Regions from separate parts of the Homo sapiens genome. Here region 2 is linked to region 1. The links are chromatin loops, found by intact Hi-C in ENCODE. Cell type or tissue: PC-3. All regions are shown on one strand. Each heading gives the region's core, and the rest is flanking DNA. Links, peaks and the distances in the headings are about the cores only.

What was found. Hi-C counts contacts between places; a loop is a spot of excess contacts. Peaks named below come from ENCODE experiments on the same cell type or tissue, not always from the same donor. Only the 100,000 strongest peaks of a DNase experiment are listed, where the experiment ranks them.
Region 2: a loop joins it to region 1, with 3 times the contacts of the local background. A loop is called at or near these places in 1 of 110 quality-filtered maps.

What each region holds. Positions count from the first base shown.
Region 1 is chr18:74,802,002-74,810,413 of GRCh38, reverse strand. The region is part of intron 4 of ZNF407 (zinc finger protein 407); the gene reads right to left. Among named protein-coding and RNA genes, the nearest start is that of ZNF407, 210 kb to the right of the region's middle. RefSeq lists enhancers at 3,236-3,285, 3,270-4,469. In PC-3, for the core only: no CTCF peak of the experiment used is centred there; a DNase peak (open chromatin) is centred at 3,503; H3K4me3 peaks cover 905 bases; H3K27ac peaks cover 2,176 bases.
Region 2 is chr18:74,940,543-74,948,954 of GRCh38, reverse strand. The region is part of intron 8 of ZNF407 (zinc finger protein 407); the gene reads right to left. Among named protein-coding and RNA genes, the nearest start is that of PTGR3, 260 kb to the left of the region's middle. In PC-3, for the core only: no CTCF peak of the experiment used is centred there; a DNase peak (open chromatin) is centred at 4,104; H3K4me3 peaks cover 523 bases; H3K27ac peaks cover 3,214 bases.

The DNA.
Region 1 (8,412 bases), core at 1,348-6,347:
TCCTACATGATCATTCAGTACATCAAGTGGTGAGATTACTGATTTAAAAAAAAAAAAAGCAAAGGTGCATCACCTTTGACGCTTAAATCTAAAACTTTTGGCACTCAGATTTAAAATATCCACACAAACTGCCTTCCTTAACAACTTGCCTTCTCCAGTCCACCGCAGCATCCACTTCATCTTCTTGACCACTAAATGAGCTCCAAAAGGTTGGTCCTCATCTCTCTCTCCCTTTCCCACTAGTTTCAGTGCTTCTGATCCCAGTGGAGGGCTCTACCTTCACACCTGGCCTCTACCTTCACTTCTACAATTACACATACAACTTCCAGTTCAGCATCGCCACTTGAATGTCTGAAACTACTTCAAACCTATCTATTGATTAGCAAAGACTGCTCAAAATGAGTTCCTCTCACAGTCTTTTGCATCTCAGTTAAAGGCACCATCACATCCACATAATTCCTCTTTCATTTACATCTCACATACAATCCATCCTTCAGCAAGTGCCATCAGCTCTGCCTTCAACATTTATCACCAATCTGACCACTCCCATTACTGTGGTGCTAACTACAGTCATCTCTCACTTGAACTAATTCCTTTCACTCCTTCTCCATGCTACGACCTTCCAGCTTAGACCTCCATACACTCTAATGGTACATGGAGACTTTGTATGTATGTGCAAAGGGTACATAAGCAAGAACTGTTTAAAATTACCAATTCCTGATCTAGACTCCATTAATAATCTTTTGTATTATCGATAAGCCTAAGAAAGCTCTTGAAGTATAACCATACGCCAGTTCTTCTTAACCACCTATTTAACTCACAACTGCCTTTTCCTCACTTAACAGAAGAAAGGCATTCTTCTTGCCCATCATCTACCTTGCTCCAAAGTGGAAAAAACCACTGGGACACCAAAGAAACCATCATTATAAGAAAAACCTTCTTAAAATCAAGGAGCCATAAACTGAAACCTAGAGATTTCACTATGCACTTTCCTAGTTTGTACATATTTCTATAAAGAGAAAGCATGACATTAGGCATAGGGCACTTGGCCCAAATTCAGATGTTCTAAATTCAGGTATACTGCAAATGGGATGCTGAGAGTGACAATAACTTTTGCTTAACAATTTTTTGCCTTGTGAATCCCGAACAATTATCAACCAAAGATATCACTTCTAAATGAGAGCAGTGTAAAAGAAGAGGAGGAAAGAAATATTAAAGAGAGCAGAATTTCATTTCACTTTTGCATAAAATTGCATGGCGAAGATGCATGCCGGATCTAAGAGTGGGATTACCTGACGTTTTGCTGTTTTTTTTCGTAAAAGAATCCTGGGAAATAACTTGTTATAAATCATACCCTATCTGCAGTTTTACTATGCGAGGTAAGAAAAAGAGCACTCTTATTTACCCACGGTTCGGTCTGTGTTAGCTCCACATTGTTTATGATTTGGAGGAGGAGGAGGTGAAAAATTCTACATTTATTCCCCACAGACCAATATTACATCAGTAAAAGAAACATGTCTCTGATATAATTTAATATTTTTATTTTCTTCAAAGAGGAACATTACCATTAGCTTTTTTATTGGGTACTATCCTTTGACTAAATGCCCATGTCTATCAAAGTGATGACACTCAACAAGCACAAGCACTTCTCTATTTATTCATTCTTACCATGTACTCATTAGAATTAGATTAACTTTAAAAAAAATGTAATTGATCCTATCATAACAACATATACAATAGGTGAGCATATGTACTGTTTAAGCAATATAGCTAATAATCATTAGAACTCTATTTGTAAGCCCCACAATTATAGTATCTCAGTAACATTTACATTTACCATTATTTTCCATTAGACTTTCCCTTATTCTAGCAATAAATTTCATCCATAGACACAAAAATTGAAATTTAAAAATTTTAAAGTCTCAGTAAGTCATTCAATTCCAATACCATTATACATTTTATGCTTAATAATTATCAAACTCTTTATAGACTTTGTTGTTTCAATCGTTTTAATAGTAATTACAATAATCCTTTCTACACATTTTTAACACTTAGAGCTTTATGAGCAAAGATACTAAAATATAAAAAATGCTAAGTGCTGGCCGGGCGTGGTGGCTCACACCTATAATCCCAGCACTTTGGGAGGCCAAGGCCGGTGGATCACCTGAGGTCAGGAGTTCGAGACCAGCCTGATCAACATGGAGAAACCCCTGTCTCTACTAAAAATACAAAATTAGCCAAGCGTGGTGGCACATGTATGTAATCCCAGCTACTCGGGAGACTGAGGTAGGAGAATCATCTGAACCTCGGAGGCGGAAGTTGCGGTGTGCCGAGATCGCGCCATCGAACTCCAGCCTGAGCAACAAGAGTGAAACTCTGTCTCAAAAAAAAAAAAATGTGAGGTGCTGTGGCATACTCCTGTAATCCCAGCTCTTTGAGAAGCTGAGGTGGGGGATCGCTTGAGCCCAGGAGATCAAGACCAGCCTAGGCTAAACATAGTAAGACCTCATCTTTTATTTTTTAAAAATAAAACAATTAAAAAAACCTTACATCAATGTATGTGTCCGTGAGTATGTACTGATACCCAGAAATGATAAGATGATCATTAAAATATGTCCACATACAAATACAATAAAATCTGTGGGGGAAATAAGGGATGTGAGTTCAAGAAGAAAAACAAATTTTCTGACAGTTAAAGAACTTATTCATGTACTTTTAAATGAATGGACGGTGGGAATCAAATCATCATGGTGTTAACATTCTATTGGATACATTTTAAAGTGGTACAAATATTACTTTACTATGTCAATTTTTATTCTACACTTGAAATTATATCCTGTCCAACTTCTGTACTTAGGATGAAAATACTCAGTTGCCAACAACTGGGGCAGGGGATACAGAAGTTTGAAATACTATCATAGGGGAACTTGAGCACCATACTATAGCATAACTAGTGTGACTGTTCAAAGTCTTGCTTGCCCTGTGAAAACCTTCCCATGAATATCCATGCACAACGAAGACTACCTCCATGACTCTCGGGACCCTGCTCATGTCTCTTTACAAGCTGGCCTGTATGTGTGTTACAGCCACAGGACCCTCCTTCAGCACATGCAGCCCAACACTTTCAGTTCCTAATTCAGTTTCACTGTACTTTCTGTTCCCTCCACCTAGAATACTCTTTAATGCTGCCTTTCTCATCATTCACGTTCCTACTCAGCCTCAGAATACAGGGACTCTCTTTGCATTACTTCTTGCAAATAATGCAGGCTAATTTGCCCGAAAAGCCTTAAAAAGGCTTCAGAGGTGCCTACTGTAAACAATCTATCTACAATCACCTGTTGCTTCCCGTTATTATCTCCATGGCATCTACTGCTTTCTGAAATTATTTATGTGCTTCTTCACTTACTTTCCAGTTCTGCCATAACAATGTAAGCTCTATGGGTAAGAAGTGTTTATTTTGCTCACCACTCCATTCTTAGAACCTAAAACCATGCCATGCCTGAGAAAATTTTTGCTAAATTAATCATAGGTGTGAGGTAAAGGTGACTCATAGTCCTAGAATAGCTTCTACATGTCAAGCACTCTGCTGGGACACTTACTCAGTCTCACTCTATTTACTCCTTATGAGAATTTTCTAAAGGGAGTATTATTCCTTATATTTTTAGTTGAATAAACGGAGTTTCAGAGGTTAAGTAACTCGGACAAATTGCATCAGTTAATAAAATGGAGGTGACAGGATTTAAACTCAGGTACTGGATCTTAATCATCCTCTGCTAGAGCTTTATCCACTATGACATGTTGTCATTTTATTTCCCTTACAGTATTTTCATTTATCATCTTGTTTGATCCTCACAACAGTCCACATCTTATCATATCTGCTTTCCAGAAAATGAAACTAAGGCTCTGAGAGTCAAAAAGCTATGTCCATGGAAATAAAGCTACTTAGGGACCAACTGGAACTCAGGTCCTCCACCCCTGGCTCTCGCCTTCCTCCTACAACCCCCCATTGGCATAGGCTAAAGCAGAGATTGGTGAATTACAACCAGGTTGACAGGTGAATCAACTTCCCAACATATCACACTGTGCCACTGTCAAAAGCTTGAGAGTTTACAACTGCCACAGACTTTCTGAGATAAGATAAAGACAATCAACATTAGCCATACTAAGGAAAACCTAAGTAATCCTAAGTAAGGGGCGCGGCCTAGCCAAGGTGTGGGCCTGCAGTCACAGCAGGCCCTGCGCCATCCAGCCACTGCTCCAGATTTGGCAGGAAACCTAAGTGCACACGTGATGGCTTGGAGTTCTACAAAGTATAATCTTACTCGTTTAGTATTATTTTAAGATATTTTCCCAAGTTCTAGTGTATAAGGATAAATCATTTAAAAACTCAAGAAAATTTTTAACAAAAAGAGTTACATCACTAGGAAAAAAATGTATTGGAAATAGTAAAGTCTGTAGAATATACATCCATAAGCTCTTCCATTAAACAAAGAATGAAAGAGGACGAGTCGAGAAGTCAAGTAGGAGTATCTCAATTTTCTCACACAACGTAACATCTTCATTTGCTTGCACAATGCTCAAATCTGTCTTAAAACAATGAACAATGAATGACTTCAAAACATTATAATCAGTTCCAGTTAAAATTGCAGATATAATTTATACTGACTCTTGTCTCTACCTATACCAGGTGGAGACCCTTTAACAGATGGTGTTCATTCCCACCTAACAATGATCAAACAGCAACAGGAAAACTTTGGTTCAGTTTAACAGAAGTCAGGTCTCTACTCCAAAGTATCATAAATGTATTGATAACATTCTTATATTTTTACTCTTCCCATTATAAAAATAAAAAGTTGTGGGGAAAACAAAAGATAATTATGGAATCAAAAAATCAGATAATGCTAGATTTAACAGTATGCTTATGTTGCAGTCTGCTACTAGACAATTTGCATTGAAAATGTAAGTAGGTATTTATCTTTATCACTACAACTATAAATAGAAAAGTGTAAATCAGACTATTGTGACAGTTCAACTGGAGAATTTAGGAGCAGAAAGCAGAAAGATTTTCCGCAATATATGAGAAATTCAATTATTTACTTAGGCTTAAATCCAAAATGTAATCAAATCTTAAAAATGCAATCAAAGATTTTTAAATAGCAGAAGAGTAAGATGAAAGACGATTATTTTCATTATAGAAGTTCTGAAATGAAAGCCCAAGTAAAAAGAAAAAGGAAACACCTTCATCAAGGTGTGTGACTATGTTCTAAAATAGTCTTTCATCATACAAAAATGCACCTCCTATAACACAGCAGAACTTCAACATGGGGGGAAAAAAGAGGTCATTTTTTAAAGTAAACTGTTGTTATAAGGTAACTTTTAATTTGTGCACATAATGTCAATTGCTATGGTGAATGCACGTCGGGTCACTGAAACAACGGTAGCTGAATTCAGATGTGACCTGGCAGCCCAGGTGTTCAGGAAAAGTGCTGTTAACAGTGAGGATTGATGATCTAATCAAACTGTCACAGCCAGATCCTCGGCAGGGTGGTTGGAAGGAGGTGGAGGAGGATAATATTCAGAAAGCAAGCACATGCTTAGTGTTACTTTAAATTGATGCTGACATTTTCAATTGTGAAAAGAAATTTTTTCCTAAGTAATATAGGAAACAACTCGGCTAACCTTCCGGAGAATATCAGATAATCATGGTAGGTTGTGGTACAAAAGCTAACTTCTCAGAAATGTGAGCACATATGAAATACAAATAATCAGACGTTTTAGAGACTGGCTATAGTAATCAGCATTTTAATTACTTTCTGTTTTCTTAGATGTATAGTACCATTGTGATGAATATCCTCTCCACATACAAACAAAGCAATGTATTTAGCCTGGTATTTTTGCATCTGAGTGTGAAATTTTCCCAAAAGGGTACAAATAACCAAGATCCATGTGCTGATTAACGAAAGACTTCTCTGAAGTCATGTGTTAATTAGAATAATTAATATGTTCCTTACTGAATATGCCAGGCATTTGTCACATGGCATGCTTACAAAAACTTTGATTGGACAGTCAGCTTTAAATAAACCCTGAATCATTAAGGGTTTTTTTTTTTTTAACTCATTGATGATGACAATTTTATAAAACTGAGTACTCAATTTTTAAAATAACAGTTCCTTCCAGAAAATCACTAGACTAGCCTACATTTGTGTGATGATTTACATCACACAAATGAATTCAAGTATGCAAAGAAGTACACAGATAAAAGGAAAAAAAAAAAGACAATGAAATATGTCTAACTTCAACCAAAATAAGTCCTCAGCCAATCCTCCCACTGCAGGTCCCATCAGTTATGAAAAGTGCTCACAAAGACTTTGGGCTTCAGAGGCACTCGACGCGTTCCTGTTGTTCTGTATTCCTGGCAACGTCCCGATCTTTCGATATGCAACCTTTACTCTGAAGCCAAGGACAATCAAGTTTGTTAAATTGCTTCATGTTTTCAAGGCACGTTGTAAAGCATTCTCGTGAACATTTTTCGCTCCGTCATTCCTGACCTTTTTGAAACCATGCTCCAGAAAGTATTAATATTGATAAAAACCACATTATCTCTGTCATTCACAGCTGACACACAGACCCAAGGTAACACAACACAGCTTCCCTGGTTTGTAAAACATATAAATGTGACCAAACTAGAAATACTAAACTTTCTCTTTCATGCGCAATCAGAATAAGCTTGTATGTTTTCTGGTAAGACTGACCCATTCTTTAAAATCTGCCTTTTCGAATTCTTTAATAAAATTTAGTAAGATATCAGAGAAATAACATAATGCATTGCAGAAAATCAACTTAAAATTGCTAAAATATAGGAAGAAAATATTCCTCTCCTAAAAATAAACACTATGCATTCTCAACAATGCAAAATGAATTTTGTCACTTTCAGTACTTTATAGAGAAAAATCCCACAGACACATTCTAGATGCCCATTGATAACCAGGTCCTTCTTCTCAGAAAACAGGAAGTTTCCAGGGTCTCCCTATCGATGACAGGACCAGCACCAGCACTAGCACTGCAATGAACCAGAGGGCTGGACCAACGGGGTATCCCCATTAGGGACGAAGTGCCAGGAAGAACAAACCCACAACCACCACAGTGCTGATGTCAGCCCCAAATCCATCTCCCCAAGAGCACGGGAGCAAACAGGTCTTCCCCTCACTCCAGTTAGCTCAGGATTGAGTGAAGCACTGAAATACAAGGCTGTTACAGGGCTTTCTTTTGACTCTGACAGGTAACAAAACTGGCTAAGGGGGTGGTAACGCTGGACTTAGCTCTCATTAGCTACCACCCTGGAACAGTCAGAATGAGTCTCAATATAATTATTTAAAAAAAGAAAGGTAACATTATAACCACTCCAAATTTATAACTTTTGAATTCTATATGGCCTGAGATACCCTGAAATTCCTACACACTGGCAAAGTTAAAAAAAAAGAAAAAAACAACAACAAAAAAACACATTCCTACTATTGGTTGGTTGATTGCTGGCTTAATGTCAGAACAGACTACCATATTTATCATTAATCTTAACTTGACAATGTATTGCAAACTTAATTATTACAGTTTCCCTGGAACATCAAAAGCTCTATAAAACATGCATATGCATTAAAACTAAGCGACATAAAAATATGCAATTTAAATATATTTAGTGTTACTGTTTTCTTCCACTGGATATCCACTATTTGTCAAACACTTAGAATATTTCACAAAATTTTCCGTCAAACAATTGTTAACAAAAAGGAAGAGTAAGAGAAAAATTTTCGAACTGACCTGAAGCAAAGCAAATTAGAAATTTCTCTGAAATCTTACAATTATTCTGCTACATAAAATTTGGATTTTAATATAATATTTTCCCTCTCCTTCCAATACATACAACAAAACAACTACCACACATTGTCGGTTGTGAGCATTCAGTGGAAGACTATTCATCTGCAACAAAATAAAAATGCCTTTTCCACAACAGTTCAAAGTGTAGAATTTACACTAGGAAAATAATAACTTGAAAAAATGTATATGTAACATTGTTAACAGAGTAAAAATGTACTATGCCTATTAACTAGTAACATCATGATTCACATAAACAATAGGTTAAAAGGCCACTAAAATTATGTAAACTCACATTTACAAATTGACATGGAATAATGCCCATAACATATAGACTAAATGCAAGTTGAAAAACATTCTGTAAATATATTTGTACGTAGTATAACTATATGTACATTTATATATACATGAGAATTGAGAGATGTTCATTGAGGGACATTACAGAAAGCTAACAGTGACTTTCAGTGAAAAGATTTGAGATTCTATTTATTTTATCCTTCATATTCACGTATGTTGGTTCTATTTTGTTTAAGCAAAGGAAAA
Region 2 (8,412 bases), core at 1,194-6,193, 140 kb before region 1:
AGTGTGCTGTCTAATTTGCATACTGAAATGAAACCTTTATATAAAACACCTTAAAAGTTCTAGTATTTCTTCTTTATTTCTGACTTTTATTTTTGGAATACATTAACTCTAATTTGAAATCTTATTTTAAGGCCAGACATTCTAACTGTTGTTTTCTCTAATTTCTAATTAGTTATCTGTATTTTTACATAGCATTCTTACACAAGCTTATTTTAAACTCCCAGCATATTTTCTTAAATATCTGTCCTCTTTCTCCTAAAAGGTAAACTTGATCTTTCCTTAGGATTGATGTCATATGGATGTGATGAGAGAGAATTATTTTTTTAAGAAATATAATTTTCAATACAGATAAAAATATTTCAGAATCACATGTAAAAATGATAAATTAACTTGGTAGTGTCGGGGATTCAACATTTACTGCATTAGAATTCAGAACTAGACTCATGATTTCCATAGAATCGAAACTGCAAAGCTGATGTCTATGGATACTTATTGTCTTTTACACAGAGCTTTGTGTAAGAAATGAGGGAAAAAAGTCAGCTAAAAACTAGCAATCTGGAACATGTTGTTTTACAAATAGACGGAGCAGTCTCAGTAATGAAGACTAAGCTCAGGTGAATGTCAGTGGACAACTTGTATTAACGAGCAGCAGGTTACAATAAATAACAGTAAGATATGATACTCCCATGGCACATAAAGTGAAAAAAGCCGCTACTGAGCAAAAGCTCCCATTAAAGACAATCGCTGTACAAAGGATGATGAAAAGAATTTGCTCTTCTGAGTAGTTAAAGCAATATAAGCTAACAGACGCAGCAAGCAGAACAGAATAGTAGCCTCTATAAGAGACAAAGATACCTTCTTTCAAATGGTGATCAGCAGCTCCTACTTTCCACAGGCTCCTGCCCAATGAAGGCCCGGAGACAAGTATCCTGGGTTCTGCTGTTGTGTTTGATGCTTAATTATTTTACCTCTGAAGTCATTTTCTCTTTGACCCTTGGTTTTGAAGGTGTGAATTTACAGCACTTTTCTGTGTTCTTGTGTAAAAGACAATAAAAAGGAGAGGGAGCTGAGAGGTCATAAGAAATGGAGAAAAGAAATGAGAGGAAGTAAGTAGAAACAAAAGGCGCAGGGAGAAAGCCCACTGTTCTTTGAAAGACAGAGGCTTAGCGCTTCACTTTCATTGAAGGAAAATGGTGGGCTACACGCACAGGTCCTGCCTACCTGTTTGTCTGTACAGGGCTTTTATCAGTTGAGTGAGGCTGACTCTGATCTTGGCACCGTTGCCAGGATGACAGCACTGGTACCTGGGACGCTAGTGTGATGCCTCCTCCCTCCGAGGGGAGAGAGCAGCCGATGTTTTGTTCTCTGGCAGGCGCTCAGTGTGCACTAGAACCTGCATTTTGCTGCTGCAGCCTGACTTGAGCTTCCGTTACTTTCACGTCCTAAAATTTATTTTTTAATTTAAATGATGCCGTTTCACATCCCACTCCACTGAAGTTCTTTATGTACCCTGCCAAATTCAGCACTACCAAAAATGATACTTTGAAATTCCCAATTTAGGTGCAAGTAAGAAGCAGCTCAGCTGAAGGTGGCATGGAAAACATCATGAACTTGGGCCCTCTTACTTCATAATATTTTTATTTCTCCCAGGTCAAATGAAACCAGGAATCATTTCAGCTAAAATCAGGTAATACTATTCACTGGGCGGAGGGGAGGAAGCAAACTACATAAAAGAGCCTTGTTAGAAAACCCCACAAAATTGCTTTTGTCCTTTTTCTAAGATTATGCAAATAAAAAGGAGAAAAAATAGGGTAATTTCTTGGTGAACTGAACGGTTTCAGCATAGTCTGGTGTGGAACAGGAGGCGGTCATCTGTTAGGTTTCTCCACAATGACCTGTTTCTTCTACTAGTCAAATTGACAAGATAAACCACACAGACTAGAAACCCTCACTTCAATGACCAAAAGAAAAATGCTTTTTTCCATTAAAAAGAAATCTTATTTGAGAACTCTAATAGTATTAACCAGAAAGTCTATCAGTTCATATGATTAAACTCCTCTAAAAGGAATTCAGTAAAATGTACTGAAACAGTCACATCCTCAAAGCAGCATGATCAGCTGTTCAAAGATAAAGCTTATGACTGTCATGTTATTTTAATCATTATTTCCCAAGATATGTTGTCATTATATTTACTTTAAAAAATCTGTTTTATCTGCCACATTTATGCTTAGTTTTTTCTTATATTTAATTTTTAATGCAAATCAAATCATTCAAATCATGGTCAGTTTTCAGTTTCAATCTAAGAAAGAAAAAAGAAAGACAAATATAAATTGTTCTAAAATATATATTAATGTTTTCAACTATAATTGTTGATTTTGAACTAAAACATGCACAAAGTAAACAGACAAATGAATCACTGTAAAGTGTGGTCAAAATATTTTCTCCCCTGTGATTCATTTTTTTAACAATTTACAAAATAAAGTACATTTTAAAAGGGTTAATTTGATTACTAAAAATCAAAATCAAACATGCACAAACAGAGTATCTCAAAGCACAAAGAGAGTGCTGCGAAAAATGTGGTTAGCTTTTCCTGGGGATGGGGCAGAGAACAAATGCCATGGTTATTAGAATCACACAACCTCCCTGATTCTCACAGGAAATCTCGCTTTGTGGAATTTGAAAATTCCATATTCAATCATACTGTTAGTCACAAACCTGAAAATGATTCTCTAAATTGGAGTAAATGGTTTAAAATGGTTCTTTTTCCACTTTGGTTTGTTATATAAAAGGTTTTTCTTGCATATGTAATTCATTGCTTTTCTGTTATGTACCTCTAGATAGTACAGCTTACACATATGATAAATTAATTCATAATCTCATCAAACCACCTTGAGACATCAGTCATAACTGAGGTAATGACTACTTTGGGGGTGACGGTGCTATGGGCAGCAATGAATGGCTGTGGCAGCAGTATTGAAATGCAGCGTTACGGAGGCCTGTCACTTAGTTTTCACCCACAGTTTTAAGGGTGATCAGTGAAGATGTCGGGGAGACAGCTTTGAGGTTATGACACTGCAAAAACCAGGTTGTACTGAAATGAAAAACAATAGTGCTAGAGGGCATTTGAAACGTTCCTTAAGAAAGACTTCTAATTACTATGTTATTGTATGACACCTTGCCTGGGTAAGAGGAAAGAAAAGAAAAAAATAAGGACAAACCTGTTAAAGATAAAGAAAGCAGATGTGTATAAAGAATTAGGTTCATTCGACACTGATATTTCTGAAGAAAACTTTAAAAATATTGTAAGTAAAATAAAATCAGGAGAAAATGAAATCTTTACAGAAAATATTTCATACTGTCAAGGGCTTTTAAAACATGGTTCAGGAATTTTTATTTTTTCTATTTTAGAATTCTAACTGCGACATATTAAAACAAAATCAGCTCTGAGAGTAATTTTCCAGGCAATGTATGCTCCTTTTTGAGAAGCCAAACTCTGTCTTTTCTCTAAATAAGCACAATAAAATGGGCGAGCTGTCTGCAAGGGAGGGAAAAACAAAAACCAGCACAGATTGCTGGAAGAAACATCAACAGAAAAATGTGATACCGACAAAAAGCAACCTAAAATATATTTATAGGACACACGGCAATCCAGTCTGCTGGTCCAAATAGATTTTTTTTTAGCATAAGACTTTTCATTAGATCTTTTGCAGAAATAAAGTCCAACTCCCGCTTTTAAAAATCTCAAATGCAGGTGGAGAGTTTTAGTTTTGATTCACACTTACAAGTCCAGGGTCTTAAAGATAAGGCAACAGGTTTTGATACACTTCTACCCGGGTTAAAAAAGTAATTCATAAACTGTCTTATCTCACCTGTTAACTACTGGAAATAGGCAACTAATACAAACTGTGGGTATATTCAGGCAAGCAAATGCATACGAGTCGTCGCTGGCTGTTATGGGTAAACCAAGGAGTACATTTCTGTCAGGGAAATACAGGTGGAAATCAACAACAACAAAAAAATGCACACTCCTCACTTCTATCCCCAGTCTGCAACCAGAGAATGAATGCATGATTCTGGGCCCTGAGGTTTTTTGTTTGCAGATACTTGAATAGTGACGTGGCACTCAAACTGCTTCTTTGGAACTCCTTTAAAAGTAAACAGAGGCTTCCCCCCTTCTCTGCTAATTATATAGTTTGTTTATAAAGATGCAAGCTCTTTATTGTTCATAATCTCAGCTATCACTTGCTTGGGCATCTATTCGGATCAACAGCATAGAGTTAAGTGGAAGAAAAAGCTAAATGTGATTGCTGTCTGCAAAGCAAGGATGAATTTTTAGATTTTAAGTGCTGTTCTTATGTTTCATATTAAAATACTGAATTCAAGTCACAGGTTCAGAGTCACTGCACATTTAGGGCTTTTTGTATTTAGTTAAACATCTGTCATTTAAAAAAATCTAGAATACTGGCATAGGTTAGAATAAAATCTAGTGTGCATCCTGCAATTCTACAGATTCCATTGCTGGTGGCCATACATCTTTGATGGCAAAACTACACTGGTTGTAGCACCATAAAAATCAATAAATATTAACCTTTTCTGACACTTTGTGCATGGATACTTTATCAATTGCTGTCAGGTAATAGAACAGTCAGTGATGAACTATACTTCTCAGCTAAGGAATCCAAGACAAATTATAAATCGGTGTAAATTAACAGACTTTTTAAATTAAAAAAATTAGTAACAGATTTTATTTCCTGTAAGAACATAAAAGCTAGTAAGCTTACTTACATTTTGAGTAGGTGCCTTTGGTGGGATGTAAATATCAAGCAGCACTTTAATCAAAAGAACTAAACACTAAACACATTTCTACAGGCGCCTCGTATAATTAGATGGATTATATATAATCCACTTTTGAACTTCAGGTGACATGCTAACTAAGAAGGGGGGAAATATTACTTCCTAACACCCTAGTTTATTTCTGGTAGCAATCCACATTCTTTTGGATGAGATACAGGTAATATCTAGCATAATTTGTAGAAATTCGAAGGGGAAAACTGTTCAGTAGAACGAGAGTGTCACTTTATGCTGGGAAACTTTCCATATAGTCACTGTAATAGTGACTCTTCAACACTAATCCCACGCTATCCTCAGGGTCCCAATTATTGGGCTCGCGGTCCATGAGGTACATACTGTACACAGCAAGAGAACAGACTGTAGGTTTGGAACTACGACAACCGACACACTAAGGGCTTCATTCTAGTTACTTCACGGGAAATAGTCCATGACTTCGTTCTTCCAACATTAGTTTTTAGCTTTGCAGCTGTGACAAAATTTCACCAAACAGTCTAACGTATTGATCAACTAATAATGTAAATTCAAAACTAAACTCTTAATATCTTAAGTCTGGTAATTTAAATAGCAAAGTCTATCGCTATTTGCATTCTCTTTTCAGTATATGCATTTCTACGCCTTATGGGTGACAAACAAACTGTGTTTTCATGGTCCAGTTCCCTTCAAAAATACTGTGAAATTTCAATAGGGCAGCAATTCAGACAAATAACTCATCCTTCAGATGGAAAATAAATGCTTCACACATAAAGTAACAGCTGTAAGAAAGAGAACTGCAATGTGCTAAAATCACTATTAACGTAATATCAGCCTAAGAAGAATCAGAATTCTCAGGAAAATAAAAATGTATTAGTTATATCTCTCTGGGCTGTAAATTTAAAAAATGGATTTTTTGGCTGGGCATGGTGGCTCACACCTGTAATCTCAGCACTTTGGGAGGCCAAGGCAGGTGGATAGCAAGGTCAGGAGATCGAGACCATCCTGGCTAATGTGGTGAGACCCCGTCTCTACTAAAAGTACAAAAAAATCAGCTAGGCATGGTGGCATGTGCCTGTAGCCCCAGTTACCTGGAAGGCTGAAGCAGGAGAATGCTTGAACCCAGGAGGCAGAGGTTGCAGTGAGCCAATATTGTCCCACTGCACTGCAGCCTGGGCGACAGAGTGAGACTCCCATCTCAAACAAAAAAAAAAAGATAAAATAAAAAATAAATAAATAAAACAAAATAATACGGATATTGCAATATGATCTAACACTTTTTCATTCCTCGAAAAGAAGTGGATTCTCATAAGATGCTGGAGATGAGAAACACATGCATATCAGCCAAGTACGTTACTGAGTATCTGGTCCCCACTGAGGCTTTGTGGGTGAAAGCATGACTGCCAGACAAGCATGGAGAGGAAGCGCCCCAGATGGGCACCAAGGCAGACAGACTCAGGGCTCCAGCCGCCCCGTGGACCAGCAGGTCCCTATAAAAACATACTGGAGGCCCAGGCACCAACTGCCTTATAAAAAGCACGTTTCTGAAATGACTAACATCTTTAAAATGTTAAACTTCAGGTCAGAAAGATTAAAAAGATTTCTTACAAACCGGTCAAAGTAGGGAAAGTCTTGGGTTTCTGTTCTCCAGTCATGCTTGATTCGCATCAAGACTGGGTTTCCTGTTTAGCTCTCTGATCCCAAGCTATGCTGGGGTAGGTACTTTCCCAGCCTTTCCTCCATGTTTGGCATCAATCTTTAGCTCAGATAGAAAACAAACAGAAGAAATATAAAATCTTGCCAGATCATCCAAGATAAAGAAGACCTCCTATAGCCAAGGCTGATGATCTTCACTTTTCTCTGATAACGAGCACCTGTGAGACTGCAGCGCACTTCACAGCTTCAAAAGCCACTTTCCCTGCTGCAGGGGAGATTCGTGCAAAAAAGTTTCTGGTGGACATAAGAATCACAAGCTCCTTTCCTCTAGTTTATATTAATAATACCTTAGAAATGCATGGCACTAAATGGTTTGCAAAGAACTTTCACACATGATCTAATTTAATGAGGGCATGGCAGTTAATCCAGCCATCAGATCCACACCACAGCGATCTTCAACCCAACACATGGAGCATCCAAATCTGGAAATGAAGATCATCTATTTTTAGTCTAACCGATTTTATTCTAACACAATCCTGCCATCCTGCAGAAGTCTCTGAGAATATGGAGAATCTGCATATGAGGTGGGAAATAACTCGAGCCCTGGAATACCTTTGTCAACTCTTATATGAAGGAATAAAACAATCCTCAACGAATAACATCATCACCGTTGTTGCGAAAGTTTTTCCTTTATTTTGGAGACTTCAGCCTCAAAGCTAAGTATCCTAGCCTACGAAAGCATTTTTCTGTAGCTCTATATTGGCACCAATAGGCACAGGAAAGAAACGAAGGGGGACCCAGCAACTCCATTTGCTACTTGAGAAAGGAATAACATACATGCTTAACCCATGTAATACCATTCTCAGCAACTCTGATTTATTACAACCCTATTTATACTTGAAATGCTATATTCAAATATTTGCTTAGCAACCCATTATAGTACATTATGTGTTGTGTATGTGTTTTTGCTTTTTGCTCTATGCCTGGAATATCATGATCCCTCAATTAATGAACCATCGGTGAGAAAACCTACTACAAGCTGGAGCTACATGAAAGCAGGTTCCTGTGGAGCAAATGTGCCCACCCAGTATGCCCCTCCTGCAGCATGGCCCAAACAGCCAAGGGAGAGTGAGCAAGAGGCCAGAGAGCACAAGAAAAGGGTGGTGACATGCACATGCTACACCGACTTCAGACACCCTCAAATAACAGGGCAAGAAATCCAGCATCTGGATCAGCAGGCCATGAGAGATCAGTGAAAGTCCTTTGTTATTGCTAAGTACATTACAGAAACCACTGGATGTCAGTTTTGTGGCAATGGGAAGAAGCTGCTCCAACAGGAAAGTCTTGAGTCAAGCAGTCACAAGAGAATAAGAGGGATGGCAGCAGGGCAAGGCAAGGACGGGCCCGGTTCCGCCACTGGGATTCACTTAGGGCACTCACCCCACCCTTCCACATCTTTGTTAGGTCACCCCGAGCTAACAAAGGGGATGTCTGTGTAAGCGTCTAGAAAGAAAGTTCATTTTATGTGCATTGTTCTACCACCCCAATTATAGAACAAACAACCAAAGAAAACTGAGCAGTACACCCAAGAACTATGAGCTCCCCCTCCACACCCTGCCCACCTACAGGGTTCCGTAGCGTGACCTGGGGTTGGCTCAGGGGGCTGAGGTGAATAAAGGATCCAGGTAAGTGAGGGAGCGACGCTTCACCAAGCTGTGCGCCGCAGACAGGAGCAGAGAGGCTTCCTTCATTTTCTCTACAACAGCCCCGCAAAGTAGGATTTATGACTTCAGTGTTTTTAAGGAAACAGAGGCATAGGAAAGTTAAACATTTTATCAAGGCACAAAGCTAGAGAGTGACACAAATCTTACCATGTCGCTTCTCTGCTACAACCTTCACTGGTTTCCCCTTCTTCTTGGTTCAAAATCCTCAACA